Regions from separate parts of the Homo sapiens genome. Here region 1 is linked to region 2. A link is an interaction called in ENCODE POLR2A ChIA-PET data of the cell type or tissue named here. Cell type or tissue: HCT116. All regions are shown on one strand. Links, peaks and the distances in the headings refer to the core of each region. The heading gives the core; the rest is flanking DNA.

Region 1 (5,377 bases), core at 76-5,075, 160 kb after region 2:
TCACTGCCGTGCCGGTTTGAAGTCGTTTATCTCTCTGGGTCCATCCTTTCAGGTCCCCAGGACTCACCTGGACTCCTTGCTCACATCCCATCCCTTGTCAGTTCCGGCGACTTCCACTCCACTGCGTCTCCCGGCACACATGCCATCCTCTCCACTTCCAATGTTATTGCCCCCACTGGAAGCTCCTTATCAATGAGCCCCCAGGCTCACGCACAGACCTCTCCAGGCCTCCCGCCTCAGTCCCTGCCTCCCTCAGGAGGGCGCAGCCAGGGTGATGGGCCTGCAGTGTCTCAAATGCCCCAGTTTCACCCCAAGCCCCACTCCTTAGGCAGCATTCTTGGCCTACCCTGCCCACTGTGGTCTCTGCCGTATTTGAACATCTACTGCATTTAGCACTTACACCTTTCTCTTGGCAAAGGCTGCACTAATTGTACTTGCTTTAATTCTCCAGGTGTTTATGCCTTATTTATCCAAACATCCTGCTGCCTCTGGGGGGGTATGGCAGCAGGTTTTCACTCCCTTGTGATGTGTCTCAATGCTCAGCATGCACGGCCCTGTGAGTACATGCCGACTGACCTACTGAAAAGAAAAGCCAAGATGTTTAAAGTCCAGTTATTCCTGCGCAAAGATCCCATAAACCATAGTAGCCACAGAGCGCTAGAACTCTACCTCTTATCCCTGACTATGCTCCCAGGGTGAGTATGGGGAGTGATGAGCTAATCTATACAAAGCATTTGGAAGGTGTGCGACCTTTGCTAAGAACAGGTGATGGTGATGATGATGATGACGCAGCCTGAAATGAGAATGGCAGTGCATGGGCGGAAAATGTGGTCAAGCAGCTTCCACACTAAAGGCCATATGGCCCCACGATCCAATCTGGTGGGTGTGCTATCATACAAAATATATTTCATCTTTGTCCTTGGTTCCAGTCACAGGTTTCCTAAAACTCTTGAAATTTCTGATAGGGGTGATTTTGCTCTATTCATAAGGAGCTCCTTCAATAACACCTGAGCTTAAGGTAATGGAGTGACGGGGTGGGCCTCCAGCTAGCCTCAGGATGGAAAGACCAAGTAAGTAGAAGATTGGAGGGCTGGAACTTTCAGCCCCACCCATCAACCTCCAGGAAGGGTGGAGGGCGGGGAGTGGAGATTAAGCTCTACAAAAATCCTTGAACAAGACTTGATGAGTTTCTGGGTTGGTGAAGGCATCCTTGTGCCAGGAGGGAGGTGAACCCCAACTCCACAGACCATGCCCTATGCATCTCTTCATCTGGTGTTCATCTGTGTCTTCTATAATAAACTGGCACACATAAGCGTGTTGGGAAAAGCTCTCCTCAAACCGTGTTTTCCTCTGCTGTCGCACCACAACAGTCATCAACATAGAAGACTTCTGTGACCAAATGTGTATGGGGTTTCCCCATACACCAAGCAGCAGACACCAGGTGGGGTGGCTTCCAGTTCAGTTCCGACCCTGTCTACCCAGAGATAGTGTCAGATCCCACAGGGCCGAGTGCCCCCCACCATACCAGTCGCAAGTCTGGGCCTCTGGAACTTCTGACCAACTGGTTTCAAATTGGAGTTCCTAGGACTCCCCTCTTTGGGTTTGATTAATTTGCTGGAGCAGCTAACAGAACTAAAGGAAACACATGCTTAACATTTCCAGTTTATTATAAAGGATACTACAGGCCAGGCACGGTGGCTCACGCCTGTAATCCCAGCACTTTGGGAGGCCAAGGCGGGCGGGTCACCTAAGGTCAGGAGTTCAAGACCAGCCTGGCCAACATGGTGAAACCCCGTCTCTACAAAAATACAAAAACTAGCCAGGCATGATGGTGGATGCCTGTAATCCCAGCTACTCAGGAGGCTGAGGTGGGAGAGTCGCTTGAACCCAGGAGGCGGAGGTAGCAGGGAGCCAAGATCATGCCATTGTATTCCAGCCTGGGCAGCAGAGCGAGACTCTGTCTCAAACAAACAACAACAACAAAAAGATATTGCAAAGGACACATATGAAGAGGTGTGTAGGGCGAGGTATGGGGGAAGAGGTGCAGAACTTCCATGCCCGACCTGGGTGCCCTGCCTTCCAGGAAGCTCCACATGTCTGGCTATCTGGAATCCCCTTGAACCCTGTCCTCTTGGGTTTTTATGGACACTTCATGACATCCACATTCCTTCCCACAAGGTGTAGGGTGGGACCCTCTCATGGGAGGGTCTTAAGACTCACAATCAGAAATGGGGGAAACATTACAGTGCAAGGAGGGCAGGGAAGGTCAGAGGCCTGCCCCTGAGGCGTGACACCCCCAACATTATAACAAAAGGCTGTAAGAAGGTTTATGGGATTCAGGAACCAGGAACCATGGACGAAAATCAATATATATCATAACACCTCTGTAAATAAGTGTTTCTCTCAGTTCTGTGAGCCATCCTAGGAACTTAATTGAACCCAAGGAGGGGGCTCATGCGAACCCATTTTTTTTTTTTTTTTTTGAGATGGAGTCTCACTCTGTCTCCCAGGCTGGAGTGCAGTGGCAGGATCTCAACTCACTGCAACTTCCGCCTCCTGGGTTCAAGCGATTCTCCTGCCTCAGCCTCCCTAGTAGCTTGGCTTACAGGAGCCCGCCACCACACCCAGCTAATTTTTTTTTTTTTTTTTTTTTGAGACGGAGTCTCGCTGTCTTGCCCAGGCTGGAGTGCAGTGGCGCGATCTCCGCTCACTGCAAGCTCCGCCTCCCGGGTTCACGCCATTCTCCTGCCTCAGCCTCCTGAGTAGCTGGGACTACAGGCGTCTGCCACCACACCTGGCTAATTTTTTTGTATTTTTAGTAGAGACAGGGTTTCACTGTGTTAGCCAGGATGGTCTCAATCTCCTGACCTCGTGATCTGCCTGCCTCGGCCTCCCAAAGTGCCGGGATTACTGGCGTCAGCCACTGTGCCCGGCCTAATCTTTGTATTTTTAATAGAGATGGGGTTTCACCATGTTGGCCAGGCTGGTCTCGAACCTCCGACCTCAAGTGATCCACCTACCTTGGTCTCCCAAAGTGTTGGCATTACAGGCATGAGCCACCGTGCCCGGCTGTGAATGCGGTTTTTAGCCAGGCAGTCAGAGAAGTATGCATGGCCTGGATTTGCAATTAGTGCCTGAAGTGGGGCTGGTCTCATGGGACTGAGCCGTCAATCTGTGGGATCCGACACCATCTCCAGGTAGACAGTGTCAGGATTGAATTGAATAAGAGGACACCTGGTTGGTGTTTGTGAGAAATATTTGGTGTGTAAGGAAAAGCCCCCACACAGCCAGCCACAGAAGCGTGCTATTGTTGAGTGTGAAAGTACAAGGGAAAAACAGTTTGCTGTTTTGCTTTACAGTGGGATATTTGATCCGTAGGTCCATATCTAAGCACATGAATAGAATGTGTTTGGGCCTGGTTTTTTAGTCTTGCTGGTCAGTAACTGGTTCGACAAGAGAGACTAGCACATTGATCCCAAAAGAACTAGGCCAAGAGCAGATAGGATTTGTGGGCACTTGAGCCTCTTATTACCTCCTTAAAAGATGTACTTTTCTAGACTTCTTTGGAGCCTGGGATTCTAGTACTGGTGAGTTTCACTGGCAGCAGACTCCTTGAAGATTCCCTAGCCCTCTGCAGGGTTGGCAGGCCACTAGCACATTTAGTTGGCTCCTAGGGTATGTTCTACACTGGACTTCCCATTGTGGGAAGGCCAAGAGAACTGAAGACACAGTCTCTACTCTGGAGGTGGGAAGTGGGGGAGGTGGTAATTTAATTAACAGTAGATGGTGGGTGAGGCGACTTGGTAAGGTAAGAGGACACACAAAGGAAGTAACTGCAGTAAACCTTAGCTGGCGGCACAAGTGAAGAGGTGTGCTTGAAAGAGAAATGGAGTGTCTGGAGGTGGGTGAGTATATTCTGGTAGGTGTGACAAGGGCACCGTTCCTCCATCACCAGTCCTGGGAAAGGCATGTGCTATGGTTTGGCGCTGTATCCCCAGCCAAATCTCATGATGAATTATGATCTTCAGTGTTGGAGGAGGGGCCTGGTGGGAGGTGACTGGATCATGGGGGTGAATTTCCCCCTTGTTGTTCTCGTGATAGTGAGTTCTCATGAGATCTGGTTGTTTAAAAGTGTGTGGCACTGCCCCTTCACTCTCTCTCTTTCCTGCCGCCATGTGAAGATGTGCTTGCTTCCCCTTTGCCTTCCACCATGATTGTAAGTTTCCTGAGGCCTCCCCAGCCATGCTTCCCGTATAGCCTGTAAAACTGAGTCAATTAAACCTCTTTTCTTTATAAACTATCCAGTCTCAGGTAGTTCTTTACAGCAGTGTGAGAACAGACCAATACAGCATGGGATCCCAAGTAACTAGGCATTCAGAGAAGAAACACAGATATGTCTGGGAACTGGATGACGGAAGGTACAGGGAAGCACAGTAAGTAACTTTCATGGGTCCTACACTCTACAACATATTCTTGGGGTTGGAATGAGTCAAACAGGAGACTGATGTCTAGGATGGAATTGGCTCTTTTTGTTCCCAGCTGTAGGTCTCTTCCTTAACAGATCACGGTACCTTCATTACAAATGGCCTGGGAAGCGTACTTAATGCAGAAACCCCAGCAAATTCTTAGGGGTTAGTCATGCAGTTATACATTTTCATTCTGGGACTTCTAGGGGCTTAATAAAATCCCTTCATTGGATCATTTAATCCAACATAAATTATTTCCCTACACCTACTTTATACTTGCTCCCTGATTTTATACCAGTGAGTATAGCCTGATGTAATTAAACATTCTGAATTTTCAATGATACCCAGAGAAGAGTGTGATAACCAATTCTCTCAAAAGCAATTTACTGCAAATATTTTCATATACGGTAAGTCCTTACTTAACATTGTGGATAGGTTCTTGGAAACAGTGACTTTAAGCCAAACGAGGTACTGTGTGGCTGCATAACTTAACTCTTTTTCCTATCAATTAGACTATGGGAAAACTGGTTTCATATGCATCATGTCTTTTTGCTTAAAGTGGTAGTTTCCAAGAACCTATCAATGACATTAAGTGAGGACTTATTGTAATCTGATATCTGCGGGTGGATAATTTAAGGAACACATACATAGTTAAGCCTGTAAACTGCCGCGAGTTCCAGATATTATCCGTTATATTTCTCCACAATTACAATTCCAGTTTTGGGGTTTCTTTTTACTCATTAGATTTGAAAACCCAATTCCAGTTTTAAAGCTTGACCCTTTTCTTAAAAGTTTAACTTCTCTTTTTATTCAGGCTTCCCACTATACCCTCAAACTGACTCTGAGGGTGGCCTGGCTATCTAATTTACAAAACCGGTATCTTGGTTTGCATTCATTTTATTTCCCTTGCA
Region 2 (5,377 bases), core at 132-5,131:
TGGAGAGACCACAGGCCGAAATCATAGACGCTCTGGATGTGAGGTACTATGATGAAAGCCAAAAATCAGGGCATGGTGGCTCACGCCTGTAATCCCAACACTTTGAGAGACCAAGGCGAGCAGATCATCTGAGGTCAGGAGTTCAAGACCAGCCTGCCCAACATGGCAAAACCCCACCTCTACTAAAAAAAATACAAAAAATTAGCCAGGCGTGGTGGCAGGCACCTGTAATCCCAGCTACTTGGGCGGCTGAGGCAGGAGAATCACTTGAACCTGGGAGGCAGAGGTTGCAATGAGCTGAGATCGCACCACTGCCCTCCAGCCTGGGCCACAAGAGTGAAACTCCAAAAAAAAAAAAAAAAAGCCAAAAAACAAAAAACAACTCCCCCGATGATTCTGATGTGAATGAAATCAGGGTAAGACCCTACATTGTCTAGAGGTTTGATGGTAGATCCTGGGACAGTGAAACTTATCTACTTCTATTTTTCTTCTTTTGAAACAAGGTCTCGCTATGTTGCCCAGGCTGGACTCAAACTCCTGGGCTCAAGCGATCCTCCGAATTCAGCCTCCAGAATAGCTGGAATTAGAGGTGTAAGCCACCACACCCAGTGCTACCTACCTCTATTTTCACCACAGACATAGAGTGTAAGTTCTCTTACTCACAAATGCCAGCCATTGGTCATGAGGAAAATCAAGCTCATCTTTATTCCTGAAAATCCATTTTCTTAGTCAGCTGGCGCTGCCATGAAAAAATACCACAGGCTGGGTGGCTTAAACTACAGTCATTTATTTCTCATAATTCTAGGGGCTGGGAAGTCTAAGACCAAGGTGCTGGCCTATATGGTTCCTGGTGAAGGTTCTCTTTTGGCTTGCAGATGGCCCCGTCCCTTTGTTTCCTCACGTGGAGAGGAAGAGAGGGAGAGAGAGACCAAGCTGTCTTGTGTCTCTTCTTATAAGGGCACTAATCCCATCATGAGCGCCCCACCTTCACGTCTGCATCTAAACCTAATTATTAACACCTCACAAACGCCCATCTCCAAATGCCATCACATTCCACATTGGGGGTTAGAAATTTTAGGAATATAAATTTGGGGAGGGCAGAACTCAAACCATAACACCAACTCCAAGAGCAGGCTTTGCTAAGTAAAGGTTGGTTGTGCTTTAGAGCTCTAACAGTTCTGGGAGGTCATTGTGAAACAGGCCTATTGTCACTTGTTGAAGGTTGTGCAACTCCTAGTGGCTGAACCATCAGATTCCAAACTTCATTCTTTTCATTATATCAAATAAATGGCCTTGAAAGATCTGTAATGAGGACAAGAGTGACCAGTCAGAAAAGTGGCAAAGAAACCAGTAACAAAAGGGAATATGACAATTAAGTGCATAATAAATCGGGTAGGGCAGATAATGAAAAATAAACAAATAAAAGAAGAATGAATGAATGGGATTTAGGGCATGCATCGATTACTTAAAAAAGAGACTGAAAAGTCTGAGGGAATCTTTTGTGAAAATTAATGAAATAGGCCTAGCATTTTCTGACCCGTGTTTTATATGTGTGCAAGGCTCATGTTTACAGTTATTCTTGAACACTCCTTGCTCTACCCCACCCTCCCAAGTCTTTTGACCTCAGGAAAAATCAGTCTAAAGAGATTTTGTCATCTCCAGCTGTCCCAGTTGCCCATCAAATCCAGCCTTTGTTTCTCTTGCAGCCTCATTGTCTCTGATTGCAACTTTAACCCTGTCTTGAATTGTCTAAGAGGCTGGGGGCTGACAGCTGAATCCAAGTCTCAGACACACAGACTTTGACCTTTGCAGTCCACTGACCTGCAGAATACATCAGTTAATACACATAGGAAGAGATGCAAGAAAGAGCAACATGAAAGTGGGTAAAGGATTATCAAAGGAGGAGTAAAGAGACGGAGAGCAGAGAGGCTGAGCAAAGACATCTAGATTAATGATAAGGCGACCAAGGGACAGCTTTAATGCAGGCTGGGAAGGGTTCTGGAGGCAGTGTTAGCAGCCATTTCTTTTCCTTTTTCTTTTCTATTTTTCTAGCTAAGACTGAAGGAAAGGCGTTAAATACAATCTGGGGTGCAGTGGCTCACACCTGTAATCCCAGCACTTTGGGAGGCCGAGGTGGGCGGATCACCTGAGGTCAGGCGTTTGATACCAGCCTGGCCAATGAAACCTCGTCTCAACTAAAAATACAAAAAAAATTAGCCAGGCATGGTGGCGGGCGCCTGTAATCCCAGCTTCTTGGGAGGCTGAGGCAGGAGAATCACTTGAACCCAAGAGGCGGAGATTGCAGTGAGCCAAGATCATGCTACTGCACTCCAGCCTGGTTGACAGAGCAAGACTCCATCTCAGAAAAAAAATAAATAAATAAAATAAAAAATAAATAAATACAATCTGGAATTGAGATTAAATATAAGAAATAACTTTCAGAGAGAACTATTTATTTAATAAAGGAAAAGATTATTGACAAGGCTATGTAAGTCACCCTTACTGCATAATACTGAGGCATAATTATGATCAAGCCCTATCTAGAAGTTTGGCAGTCTCTTGGGCACTTCAAATGCATACATTACTTAATTTAATCTTTTTAGGAACTCCCTAAAGTGAATAGTATTACCCCCATTTTACGGAAAAGTAAACTGAGGCTCAAGGATGGTAAGGGACTTACCAGGGACCTATGCAGTGGGTGGCACAGCTGAGTTTAGGCCAATTTACATTGGACTCTAAAGCCAATGCTCTTGCCACTCGATCAGCAGGAACCATGGTCTTGAATCGCTTCAGACTAAGCCCAAGGAATGATCAAATCATCTTGGTGGGCTCCAAACCTGCCTTATCTCAGGGACTGGGTGAAAGGTAAGAGAAAGGAGGAGGGAGGAACTGAGAGTGACCTCACAGGGTGACGTCTCCTAGTACCGCCCCCAGCATAAAGCCAAGAAAAACTTTCATCAGTTTCCCTCAGAGTAAATCCCTTTGCATTTGAATTAATGATGTAAGAAGTCCAAGATCAGGGTGCCTGCCTATTTAGTTCCTCAGTGAGGGCAACTTCCCAGCTGCCAGAACTGTGAGAACTAAATGTCTGTTGTATGAGCCACCCAGTCTATAATATTTTGTTACAGCAGTCCCAGCAGACTAGGACAGTGATGTTCAGAGAAAAGAGGCCAGAGGCCTTGTCCCAGGCCATGAGGATACCACTGAGCTGAGGGAGGAAAGCTCCCACCAAGGTTTGAAATGCAAGAAAAAATGATGTCTGGCAGGGCGCAGTGGCTCACACCTGTAATCCCTGCACTTTGGGAGGCCAAGGCGGGAGGCCAAATGAACTCCTCACTTGAGGTCAGGAGTTTGAGACCAGCCTGGCCAACATGATGAAACCCTGTCTCTACTAAAAATATAAAAATTAGCCGGGCGTGGTGCCAGGTGCCTGTAATCCCAGCTACTCCGGAGGCTGAGGCAGGAGAATCGCTTGAACCTGGGAGGCAGAGGTTGCAGTGAGCTGAGATCATGCCACTGCACTCCAACCTGGGTGACAGAGTGAGATTCTGTCTCAGAAAAAGAAAGAGAGAAAGAGAGAAAGGAAGGAAGGAAGATGTCAGCAAAAATGTCAGAGAAAGGACCTCTGAAAAATTTCTCCTCTATGAAAATAATGAGAAAACTGGCAAAAAAGGGAAGAATCAACTTTTTTAGGGCTCTAGAAATTAATCAAATTCTGGCAGGAATTCAGGAAGTATGCATTCAAGAAAAATGGCTGAATCTCAGTAATTAGAGAAATTAGAAAATAGTTTGAGATGAGTGAAAATAAAAACACAGTATACCCAAACTTACGGGATGCAGCTAACCTGCTGCTTAGAGGGAAATTTATAGCTGTAAATGCCAATATTAATGAAGAAGAAAGAGCTAAAATCAATAATCTAAACTTTCACCTTAAGACACTGGAAAAGGAAGGGAAAACTAAACCCAAAAACAAGTAGAAGGAAGGATAGAATAAAGACTCTAATGGAAATAAGTGAAATACAGAATAGAAAAACAAGAGAGAAAATCAACAAAACAAAATGTTAATCTTTGGAAAGACCAACAAAATTGACAAAATATTAGCTAAACTAACCAAGAAAAAAAGAAGACTTGATTACTTCCGACTCTACAGAAATAAAAAAAAATTATGAGGGGATATTTTGAACAATTGTATGCAAACAAATCAGACAGCAGATATGAAATAGACAAATTTCTAAAGAGACACAAACTATGTAAACTGATCCAAGAAGAAATGGAAATCTGAAGAGACCTATCACAAAGAGATTGAAGTAATAGTAAAAACAAAAGCAAAAATAAAAAAAAAATACTTCCAACACATAAGAGCTCAAGATCAAATGTAAGAAAAGAAAGGATTAATAGACCAATGGAAGGATTGACCAATGGAAGGAAAAGGTGTTAGAATTTCAAGCCCTCAATTATCCCACCTTCCTGTTAAAAAAAAACACTGATGCTAAAAAATCACATAGCATAAATTATACCATCTTAGCCATTTTTAAGTGTGCAGTTTAATATTGTTAAGTGTATTCACATTGTTGTGAAACAGATCTCCCAGTCTTTTTCATCTTGCAAATTCAAAACTTTATACCCATTCAATAATAACTTCCCCTTTCCTCCTCCTCATCCTTTGGTACCCACCATTCTACTTTTTGTTTCTATAAATTTGATGACTACTTCATATTAGTGGAATCATACAGTATTCATCTTTTTGCGATTTGCTTATTTCACTTACCGTAATATTCTCAAAGTTCATCATGTTGCAGCATGTAACAGGATTTTCTTCCTTTTTTTTTGTTTTGCTTTGTTTTTGTTTTTGTTTTTGTTTTGAGACAAAGTTTCGCTATTGTTTTCCCAGGCTGGACTGCGATGGCGCAATCTCGGCTCACAGCAACCTCCACCTCCCGGGTTCAAGTGATTCTCCTGCCTCAGCCTCCCGAGTTAGCTGGGATTACAGGCGTGTGCCACCACGCCCAGCTAATTTTGTATTTTTAGTAGAGATGGGGTTTTTCCATGTTGGTCAGGCTGGTCTTGAACTCCCGACCTCAGGTGATCCGCCCACCTTGGCCTCTCAAAGTGCTGGGATTACCAGTGTGAGCTACCTACCGTGCCCAGCTGGATTGTCTTCCTTTCTAAGGCTGAATAATATTCCATTGTATGCATAGACCACATTTTGTTTCTCCAGTCATCCTTTGGTAGACGCTTGGATTGCTTTCACCTCTTGGGTACCATGAATAAATGCTGCTGTGAACATGGGTATGCAAATATCTTTTTGAGACTCCTCTTTCAATTCTTTTGGATGTATACCCAGAAGTGGAATTGCTGAATCATAATAGTGCTATTT

The links. ChIA-PET counts read pairs that join two places held together with the same protein. Peaks named below come from ENCODE experiments on the same cell type or tissue, not always from the same donor. Only the 100,000 strongest peaks of a DNase experiment are listed, where the experiment ranks them.
Region 1: POLR2A ChIA-PET joins it to region 2 with 7 read pairs; 3 of 35 experiments call an interaction of 5 or more read pairs at or near these places.

The regions. Positions count from the first base shown.
Region 1 is chr6:151,046,768-151,052,144 of GRCh38, reverse strand. All of the region lies in intron 26 of MTHFD1L (methylenetetrahydrofolate dehydrogenase (NADP+ dependent) 1 like), which reads right to left. Among named protein-coding and RNA genes, the nearest start is that of MIR12131, 53 kb to the left of the region's middle. In HCT116, for the core only: no CTCF peak of the experiment used is centred there; no DNase peak of the experiment used is centred there; H3K27ac peaks cover 4,280 bases.
Region 2 is chr6:151,202,251-151,207,627 of GRCh38, reverse strand. All of the region lies in intron 1 of LOC102723831 (a long non-coding RNA gene), which reads left to right. Among named protein-coding and RNA genes, the nearest start is that of AKAP12, 35 kb to the left of the region's middle. In HCT116, for the core only: no CTCF peak of the experiment used is centred there; no DNase peak of the experiment used is centred there.